Regions from separate parts of the Homo sapiens genome. Here region 1 is linked to region 2. Evidence: chromatin loops called from intact Hi-C (ENCODE). Cell type or tissue: PC-3. All regions are shown on one strand. Links, peaks and the distances in the headings refer to the core of each region. The heading gives the core; the rest is flanking DNA. Region 1 overlaps RBMS3 (RNA binding motif single stranded interacting protein 3). Region 2 overlaps RBMS3 (RNA binding motif single stranded interacting protein 3).

The links. Hi-C counts contacts between places; a loop is a spot of excess contacts. Peaks named below come from ENCODE experiments on the same cell type or tissue, not always from the same donor. Only the 100,000 strongest peaks of a DNase experiment are listed, where the experiment ranks them.
Region 1: it touches region 2 in a loop (5-fold over the local background); 1 of 110 quality-filtered maps calls a loop at or near these places.

What each region holds. Positions count from the first base shown.
Region 1 is chr3:29,607,236-29,612,636 of GRCh38, reverse strand. All of the region lies in intron 4 of RBMS3 (RNA binding motif single stranded interacting protein 3), which reads right to left. Among named protein-coding and RNA genes, the nearest start is that of RBMS3-AS2, 33 kb to the left of the region's middle. In PC-3, for the core only: no CTCF peak of the experiment used is centred there; a DNase peak (open chromatin) is centred at 3,036.
Region 2 is chr3:29,484,009-29,489,409 of GRCh38, reverse strand. RBMS3 (RNA binding motif single stranded interacting protein 3) reads right to left here. Exons shown (of 15, transcript NM_001003793.3): 3 at 911-969. Among named protein-coding and RNA genes, the nearest start is that of RBMS3-AS2, 160 kb to the left of the region's middle. In PC-3, for the core only: no CTCF peak of the experiment used is centred there; a DNase peak (open chromatin) is centred at 3,139; H3K4me3 peaks cover 1,570 bases; H3K27ac peaks cover 2,308 bases.

The DNA of each region.
Region 1 (5,401 bases), core at 210-5,209, 120 kb before region 2:
CCCTTACATGGCTACTTTTTCATCTTGGTGGTAGAAGAAAAACTTAGCACAAATTTTGTAGAATGTTTGTCATTAACCACCAATAATGTAAAGGCATATTCCCTTAGACCCACCTCTATGCATTTATCCTACACATACAGTTTTATAAAAGCACAGTCATGTACAAACAAAGATGCTACTAAAACATTTCACATGAAGCAGAGGATTGGGAAAAATTGATATTCATTAATACAGGGCTCATAATTAAATTATGACATATCTATAAACTAAGATTCTGTATAGTGATTACAAATAAACCTTTATATATAGTAGCATGACAACATGTCCAAGATATATGTCAAAAGGCAAGTTGCAGACCAGTATCTACAGGTATACATTTGTATAAATATGAAAATATATATATGTGCAATCACTATTTACATATATATGCTTATTCTCTTGATTTAAATGAATATTATGTTGTTATTCATAATAACAATCAATAGTTAACTTTGGTCGAATACTTCTTCAGTAAAGTCGGTGCTCTTCTAAGCTAGATTCTCACAGCAACCCTATGACATAGATATTATAATTTTCTTCATTACAAACAAAAAAATTGAGGAGTTGGGAGGTTCAGTAACATACTTAAGATCACACAGCCGGTGGGTGAGACCCAGGAATTAGACTGTAGGCCTTGCATTCATAACCGTTATACTGTACTACCATTAATATATGTACATTGGGGAGGATACATTTGTGTTTGGATAAATACAGAAAGTGTCTGGATCCACATATGAGACCTGATAACATTGATCACCTCTGGAGATGGATGAGGAATGAAGTTTAACTTTGTATTTCACACTCTAAAAACTTTTAGTTTTTTTTTAACATTGGAAATGTATTTCCTAAAAATATGTTTTAATATACAAAATGTGCAACAATTCTGGTCTTCTACCCTGAAACCTTGACTACAGAATTTTTAAAATTGTCTATGAATACGGAGCTCCTGCCCTCTGGCTTTATCCATTGAAAGATTAACTTGAATTACGAACTTATGAAGATTCTTTGACTCACTCAATACCTGCATTTTTTTCTGGCATACAAGATTGACTTTTTATTGCTTTGTACAGTATGCAATTACATAAAATACACATCAAACTCATCCAAATACCCAGTCATTTAGCTGTCTGTTTGGTGTACTCATACATTCTGTCATATACTGTGAGCAGAATACAGCCGAATTTGATCAGGCTGCTGTTTACAATTTACAACAGGGACCTCTAAATGACTCCTTTTTGGTATGTTTCTGGAAAGGTCAGGCACCAACGTGTTTTACCAAATAAAACTCAGGTTTGAAGAATATGCCTTCTAAACGGATTTTTACTACCTGGACTTTAATAAGTTTTACAGGGCTTCTTTGTTAAATTGCCCTGACAATTTCCATTTCCAGTTGCTTCAATCATATTAACAGAAGGTAAAGTTCACAAATAGTAAAATATGTCATTGAACTGCATTTGGGTTTTCAGAAATAGATCACACACCTGACAAACACACAAGACATAATGTTCAGCATTCTAATTCATGTTTGGCTTGGCATATCTCATTTGGGGCAGAACAAGATGCCCTACCACAAATGGAAGTATCTCATTACTCAGGAAATAAGACATGTCTGCACCAAAGACTTGACAAATCCCATTAACTGTATAAGAAGAAGGATGATTTTTTTTTTCCCTTAAGGAAAGGCAGAAAGGTCAGGGATCTGTGGTAGAAAATATGTGTGTAGATACATTAATGCTTGTGTCATTTTAAAAATATATGTGTAAAATTATACCAGAATGCATGACTCTCTTACAGAAGTACTTCTCCTTCAAAAATATGGTGTCATGCTCTATTCACAGCTGGGGTCAGCAAGAATGAGACCAGCGAGTGTTTTCTAGGAATTAAATAAGACCATTCAGTTTTTTGAAGGCTCATTAACAGATCCACAATCTACTATGTATCTTTCTGTTGGTATCTATTATTTCAGTTCCTGCATAGCAGTTATGAGGCTAACAGTGTGGGAGAGATCAGAAGGAAAGAGTCAATGCAAAAATGCTTTAAGGCCTTTGACAGGCTAATTACAAGAAGCTAGAAAGGATCAAGGAAGGCTCAAAGAAGGGGCGATAAGTGAATATGGGTGGAGGCACTGTCCCTCAAAATGGTCCTGCAAGAAGTGGCATCTACACAGACATCTGAAAAATGACTTTGTGTTACTTCATCAAGGTGGGTAACAGAGGGTGGTGAGAGTCAGTCTTATCCATAGGCCTGGACTTGAGAAAGAACATGACAAATTATGGTGACTACTGCATAAAATTTATTTCTTGTAGGTATTTAGCCTTACATTAGTTTGCTACTGTTTCTAGCTGATGTTTGTACATTAATCTGTCATATTCATTCTAGAGTGTACCTGTATTCACGACAGGGTCCACATTTATCTTGTATCATCTTTCATCAGTTAATACCCCATATCTCCCTGGATATTTGTCCTCAAATAAAAAATAAGTCATCTAAAATATTTAGAATAAAGATTTAAAGGGAACTTATTTTAGAATAGGCTTTAATTCAAAGTAAAATTGATTTTTAAAATTAATGTTTCTACTTATGAGAAAAGGCTGAAATGTTTTAGCAGCATACATGCAAATAGGATTAGGTCAAATGAACAGAAAAGCTCTACGTGCACCTCAAAGCAAATGTATATTAATAATTCTTTGACTTGGACATGGGTTCAATAATAATCTGTTTCCCTTTTTGTGCACGAATCCCCTTGCATCTGATTAGAAAGGAAGCTCTGCACATCCTGACACTGACATATACACACCTTATTTGAGTGTCTGAATTATCACAGTTTAATACAAATTTTAAAAGGGAAGAATTCCTTCTACAAACCTCTTTCAATCAGTCACCCATCAACTCAACAAATATTTACTCAGCATCTACCATGTATCAGGCCTTTTGCCAGGCACAGAGGCAACAAGAGGCTCCCTGTTCTCCAGTATCTATAAATGTAGAGATGACAGCAGTACAGATTCTCCACTGATAGGCACTAGTATTATTTGTGTATGGTTATGCTGGTTGTTTACATAGTGAAATACTTCCACCCATACCTGTTGGAAAACAGCTGCTGACTGAACCCTCCCCCTACCAAGTGTCTTCTGGACTGCCTCATTCACCTGACTCCTCCCTTAGGATGCCCAGAATCACTGTACAATCCAGTTAAAACCTAGGATAGATAAGAGGGCACCCAGGACCCTTTCATCAGTTCTTTCATTGAGGTCTGTGCTTCCTGGTCATTGACAGTGCCATACTGCCAGTCCAATACTGCAGTTGTCACCTCTACATATGGATCAACAGTCTGGACCAGTACTACATTAAGTGTCATCTTCACTTAAAGTGTTCGTTAACCTGTCTCAGAAGAAACAGGGACAGAAATGCAGAGTAAGCATTTAGAAACTTTTATATTCATTTGATAGATGAGTTTTATGTCTATATCTTTGTTTTCCTTTATTTTATTTTTCTGGTAATTTATTTTTATTATATTTTATAAAAGCATCAGTCCACAACAGTTTGGAAATAAAAATAACTAGTTCTACAACATTCAGATAGTGAGAAGTAAGCACTCCACTCATCCAACATTCTGCAGTGAATGCTGCCCATAAAGAATATGAATGAAATTTATAAGGAATACATAAACCACACTTTCTATTAACATAAGAGAAGACTTCTGCCTCCCCCTACTATTCTCCCTAATGCAAACAAGGAGCACAGAAGAGAGACGTATTTACACACAAAAATATGCCATTAAGCACATTCAGTTTCTGCATTCACTCAGGGACTATTTGGATCTCTTGCCCTCTCAGCTATTCTAGTTAAAGGGTAAATTAAGCTATACTTTCCCTAAGCAGTTTTGGTGAATGTATCTAGCTCCTCATTTTTACCTTGACTATATTCTTCTCTCATCTCAGCTCGTTCATGCAGTTTAATACATGCATGCAGCATGTGTTAAACTATGTATAAAACTTAGATGAGTAATTCATGTAAATTAAGAAGTATATTCTGTCATCTTTGGTCATCTAAATAATAGACTATCAGCCAAAATCAACCCCAAGGGATTAGCTTGGAACATTTTCTGTGTAATTGTATAATCTTGACTTTAAGCAGCATATAACTAATCCTTATATCACAATGAAACTAAGAATGTAAGAAGAAATGTGTTATGCCTTATCTTTAATATTCTACTAGCTTTATTACACTAAGTTTTAAGTCATTTTTCTAGCTAATTCTCAATTATTTAATTGGAAAGATTTGTTTGATTTTAACTCAGAATATTCCGTCTTATTACGATACTTCCACAAAAGTTAATGCTGCTTTAAAAAAATACCTCAATCTGGATGATGAATACATACCAATTCTTGGCTGGTAGAGGCAAATGGTAAAATATATATAGGTGAAATAATATGATGTCTGGGATATAGACAGACATATTATTTTATCTATAAATATTATAAAATAATATAATGTATTCTTGAAGAGTGAGAAAGTGGTAAAATAGTTGGATGAAATAAGATTCATAGTAGAATAAATGTTGAAGCTGGATGATGGGCATGTTGAGATTTCTCGTACCATGTAAATTACACTATTTTCTCTGCTTTTGTGTATGTTTCATAAATTCTATAGTAAAGGCAAAATATACACAAAATATGCATATACCTATCTTTTTCCACAAAGCTTATTTTTTTCTTAAGACTAGCAGCAAAGAATTAATATTGTAAAGGAATATACAAAATTTATGATCAAGATAGTGAAAACAATTAATTAATTGGTTAGATTTTGTTGTAATATGTTCTGATTGGGAACTTTAAACAGAGAATAATATGAAACTTACAACAGAGCAAGACATGAATTTTCTCCATGTAAAGTAAAAATGTAAAATGTTTAAATTTTCTTTCTAGTAAAGGTATTTGGGAAAAAAAATCAAATTCAGAGATTTAAAAACAGGCAATCCTTTTGCCAATTGTACAGCTGCTATGGTCTGAATGTTGCATCCCCCCAAAATGCTTATTTTGAAATAGTAACTCCAAAAATGATGATATTGGGTGGTGGGGCCTTTTGGGAATCATTAGATCATAAAGGCAGAACCCTCATATATGGGAATAATATCCTTATAAAATAGGCACAGAACTTGTTTGCCCCTTCCACAGTGTGAGGACACAGCTGGAAGGCTCCATTTGAGACAGGAACCAGGCCCTCAACAGACACTGAATCTGTCAGCACCTTGATCTTGGACTTCCCAGCCTCCAAAACTCTGAGAAATAAATTTCTGTTGTTTATAAGCTACCTAGTCTATGGCATTTTACTATAACAGCCCAATGGGACTAAGGCAACA
Region 2 (5,401 bases), core at 182-5,181:
GAGTTTATAGAAGACGTGGAATGTTTTTATTTTTTTAATTGCTGAATTGAATCTGACTACCATTATGCAAGTAGGTGAGGAGATACATATACAGGAGTTTCTGAGTGTTCTTTCCTAAAACTTGTGCACATTATGTTTGTATATGAAATAGAGGCAGTGTTTAGAATGAACGTGGCTGTGCTATACTTCTTGATTTCAGTGTTACAACAAAGATTAGATTAAAGGAACAACAAACAGCATGTTACAAGAAGCATTCCAATTTTCCAGTAAGAACTGAGTCATGCAAGAGAGACCATACAGGTTCCACAATTAATCTAATGCAAATTTTAAAAGAATATAGGACTCCCAGACATGAAGAAACATGAGCCACAGATATAGTCCAATGACTTCAGAAGTATTTCCAGGAAAACCAAAAGCCTGTCTTAATAAGATACCAACTCTGAAATCCCTGAGATGCTTATAGCTGAAGCTTAATACAATAGGCCCATCAGTAAATTTATTCATAGTCAACCAATGTTGCTAAAGCTTTAAAGAACAGAGAAATTAAAATGTGTTTTGCATGGGGAAGTTTTCCCCAGAGTTCCTCATTTTTATATAGGAAATCAATTTGCATCACTGATGATATCATTCACATCAGACACCCCAAAGTTGTTAGGAGGTAATTTAGTTTTATGCTGAAGCAATTTGATACTTGTTCTGATTTGTGATTTTCATTTTGTTTGTTAATGAAAAAAATGAATGAGCAATGTTACTAGAAATACAACTTATCAAAACATTGGCATCATTAAAGAGGTTTTCCATACTATGCATTGTGATCATTGTGCAGCTGGTACCTGGACCTCCACAATGGAAGAACCATTAATCAGATAGCATAGGCAAGATTTCAGGGTACGGATGCCCTTACACATACCTTTGCACTGATTTGTGTTTTTGTCAAGAATTGCCTTTGTAGATACAATTTTTCCATACCTGAAAGAGAGAGAGAGAAAAAAACCCATGTTATTGTAACCCATTGAAGACACTTAAAACACTCTAATGAACATCGGGGCACACACAACTGAGCATGCATAAACCAAGAAAACAAGCTCTGGATTCCCATTTCACACCTGGATGATGTCCTTTCACCAGTTCTTCTTTATAACTTAGGAATGTTCTTCCCTATGTAAGCAATGGGTTGAGCTTCAAAAATAAACTTGTCAGGCTGTCACAGGCAGCCAAAAGAGGATCACATGTGATTGTGATCACAGTAAATCGCACTCTGTGGATTCATGGAAGAAAGCATGGACCTTGGTGCTAGACTGAACAGGGTTTGCATCCAGCTCTGACTCTCACCTTGTGTTGTAACACTGCAGAGTTTAACCCAACTTCACTAAGACACAGTTTCTTCATCTGCAAAAATGAGAAGCTAAATATGTCAAATCTCCTAGTTCAATCAACATTTATGTCTTTGGGAATCCACTATATTAGGCTCCAGGAGCAATGTAATATAGTAGTTAAAAGAATATACGGAGACACCAAACTATCATGGTTCAAATCCTAATTTAGCCTGGGTATATTTGGTTGGCTAAGTAAGTAATATGTGCTTTTTGCATCATTTGATCATCTATAATAATATAAATACATTTATTTAAATAATGATTTGAATTATTTGTAATGATATAAATATTTTTGTAAGTATATAAGATGAGGATAATATTGTCTTCTTTATAGGCTTTTTGTGAAGGTAAAATGGGGTTTACCTAACGTGCTGAGGACAGTGGCCGACACAGAGTAAGTATTATTAATGTTAGCTCTTCTTCCAATGATGCTCTCCCTGCTATCAGCTATATAAAAATGTCTCCAGCCCTCGGCATTCTCTGAGAATGATGAGAAGTGGAAGGGGGTAAAGATTCTGTCCCCAAAGCTTCAAACATTACTACTTAGACTGTCAAAAAATTCCACTGAGAAAATTGACATGTAAAGTTATTTGCTAAAAGATAATTACATTTACAGTTTACATCGTTAGTTTTAAATGTTAGGGATTTCATTATGTTCTCACTCTACCTAGTTGTACAGATACTCACCTGTTCGAAGCTTTTTTGTTTGTTTCATATTATCAAAATGACTATTACCTCATGCCTATTACCACACGAGATTATTCCCTTTAAAAACTCCCAATCCTCCCTTTCCCATCTCCCCCAAAACACTCTTTTTGGAGCTCTATTTCACCCCAAGAGTCTCTCTGTTGGGAAAATAACCAGTAAAATAAAATCATATTTGAACAGTCTCTTTACTAGACAATGATTCATCGTACCTACAATCATACCCATTAACTAGCTGTAATGTTAGCTAGGTTTGAGCTATTAAGGTAAATAAATATTTGCAAAATTATATGTATCTTAGAGTAGAAAATAAGGGATAAGAGAAGAAAATGTCACTGCATCTTTTTTTTCCACACCAAGCACCATTAATACAATATGTGAGAAGTAAAAATCAGAAAAAGAAAGAAAAATTAGATCAGGTATAACTATCTTACACCAGGCACATAAACCCTTAAGACAAAAATCCTTCTTAATTGGTTTATAAAGGTGTTCCTGAAATTTTTATATAAGAACCTTCTAAACTGAAATTTAGCTCTGTCTTAAATATGAAATTAAACATTACTGTGTTTCATAGTGGATTTCATCTCACAACTGGACTGTTAACAATAGTCAATGGCATGCATATTGTCCTACTGTATCAATATTACAAGAATGTCCTCTACTGCATTAAATGTAGTATATGTAATCACTTTTACAGCAAAAAATGTTAAATGTTTTCTTATGGAAAGCATTTGTGAGTATTTTGACAAGTAACTTTTTTATAAACAAAGAAAAAGAATTTTATTTCTCAGAAATTATTACAATATTACTATCAATGGAAAATCACACACAGAGTCCAAAAAAGCAAACCATACTATTTCTTGATTTCCTTATTTCTAAACACTCTCTAGGCCAGACTTTCCGACAGCACAGAATCACAAAACAATGGAACACAACTCAGAGTACTTGACGCAACATCTACTATGACTGGAGTAACAGGAATTTCATTCCATGGCTCCGTTACAACATTCTGCATTAACAATTAATTTGCAAAGCTAGGATATGCTTTAAACAACAAGAGAAGGTACTTAATGGGCCACTGGTTACAGTTCATGTCTGAACTCTCAGGATGACAAACAGGTACTTTCTGCATGACTGGCTCTGTATTCTCTGTGATCTGCAAAGTCAACAACTGATGTAGATAAATAAGGTTTAGATTTTTTTTAAAGACGTAACCACCATAAACACGAGACCCACGAATGTAATATACCTATGAAATTATGCTTTTATCAAAGTATACTAGTAGATTAGAATGAAAACTACTCTGCAGATTAAAAGTACATGATTTTATACACTCCGAAGGAAAATAAAAATTTCTGAAGTAAAAAAGTATGCCTTCAGGTATATAACCTCATTTACTTACTCTTTCCCTTCTTAGGGTTTAGATCAAGACCTTATGTCTTCATAAAGTTCTTTCTTCAACTATGCCACCCACCATTGGAAGCAGAAATCTAATATTAGAGAAAATTATGTGACCAAATTGCTGAATAATGCCTGGAAATAGACACCTGAGCACAAGTCCCATGTGCCTCCTGACTCCAGAAGCTTTCAGACAAATCCAATTCACTTATCTATCCTTTCATTTCTTACAGCTAGAGGAGATAAAATACTATCCACAGTCTACTTCCTTGGGGGTTTGAACTTTTCAAGGGAAATAAATAAATGAAGTAAATATATTTTACACTATAGTTCTTTCTATGTGGGCCTTCTCTAGCCAAAGTAGGAACTCCCTAATACAGCATTGCAAAGATGCTTTTTGGCAACCCCATACCTACATATTCACCAACTATCCTGAGTGCTCATGTATTCTACAAATATAGCCAGGTCTCTAATGACATTTTCTTTATATTCAAATACAGCCAGGTCTCTAATGATATTTCTTATATTCTATTTTCTTTATATTCTAAAGAGTATGCTTTAAAAGAGTAGCTAGTCTACAGTAACTATTTGCTTATTACATTTTTGAGTTTTCATAATTTTATAAATGTATATATTGTCTATCAACTTTTTAAAACACTTTCACCCTAGCTTGTCAATACAATTTTCATATTTAATTTTTTAAGAGAAATAGCCAGTTCTTTTCTGGCATTTATTCTTAAACAGCATCTGAGTCAAACTATATTTGTTGATACACTTGATTATTCCACATACAAGCCTAATTTAAACTAATGGCATCTTTTATTTTCAAAGCTGAAGAGAAAATAGAGTTATTATGGGTCTACTCTTCATGAATTATGAAGACATCAAATTGGTGGGATCCTTCAATAAAGAATTTATTTTTAAACCCTTTTGCTGAATCACCCACTGTGTATATTAATTCAAAAAATACAGGCAGAGACTGAAAATAGAGTCTCCGCAGTCAATTAACTCTCAGCTAACTCATTTTTCACATGCCTTCTATATTGATACCAGACTAGAAAAAGGTATCACATTTATTTAATGGATGAAACATTAGCCTTTTAGCAAATGTGGTTGTTTGCCTACTTCTAGATGGCTCATTCATTCTTTGGCATTTGAGGATGGTAATGGAGCATATCTGTAGCTTTAGGGACCCAGTTGGAATGTTGTAGGGCTATCTCTCTGATGGAATACATCAGCCACGTTTCACCTACAAGTTTACAACCCATTTATATTCTGAAGTTTTAACAAGTTCAATCTACAAATGGGTCATCAAAGTCATGCATAATTGTTATGGACTGAATTTTGTCCCCTCAAAATTAATATGTTAAAATTGTAATCCTCACTACCTCAGAATGTGACTGTATTTGGAGACAGAGCCTTTAAAGAGGTAATTAAGGTAAAATAAGGTTATACGATAGGCCCGAATCCAATATGATTGTTGTCCTTATAAGCAGAGACAGGCACAAAAAGACCATATGAAGTCGTAGAGAGAAGGCAGCCATTTACAAGAAAAAGAGAAAGGCTTTAGAAGCAGCAATGGTGCCAATACCTTGATCTTGTATTTCCCACTTCAAAACTGTGAGAAAATATATTTTCATGAAGCCACCCAGTCTGTGGTACTTTGTTATGGCAGTTCTAACAAACTAACACAATAATCTTCTCTCCAAGGCCTCCTGAGCTTTGCAAAAAGAACAGAGGTGAGAGGATTCATCAGACAAGACACCTTTCTAAAATGCTTTGCTCAATGATTTTGCACTTGTCCCTTCCAAGCTCTTACCTAAGACCTTCAAGCTCTTTCTCATCTAACATTTGTGTATGATAACAGAAGCCTAGAAGTCTCACAGTGTTACAAAGAGCAGACAACAAATAATCCAGAACCT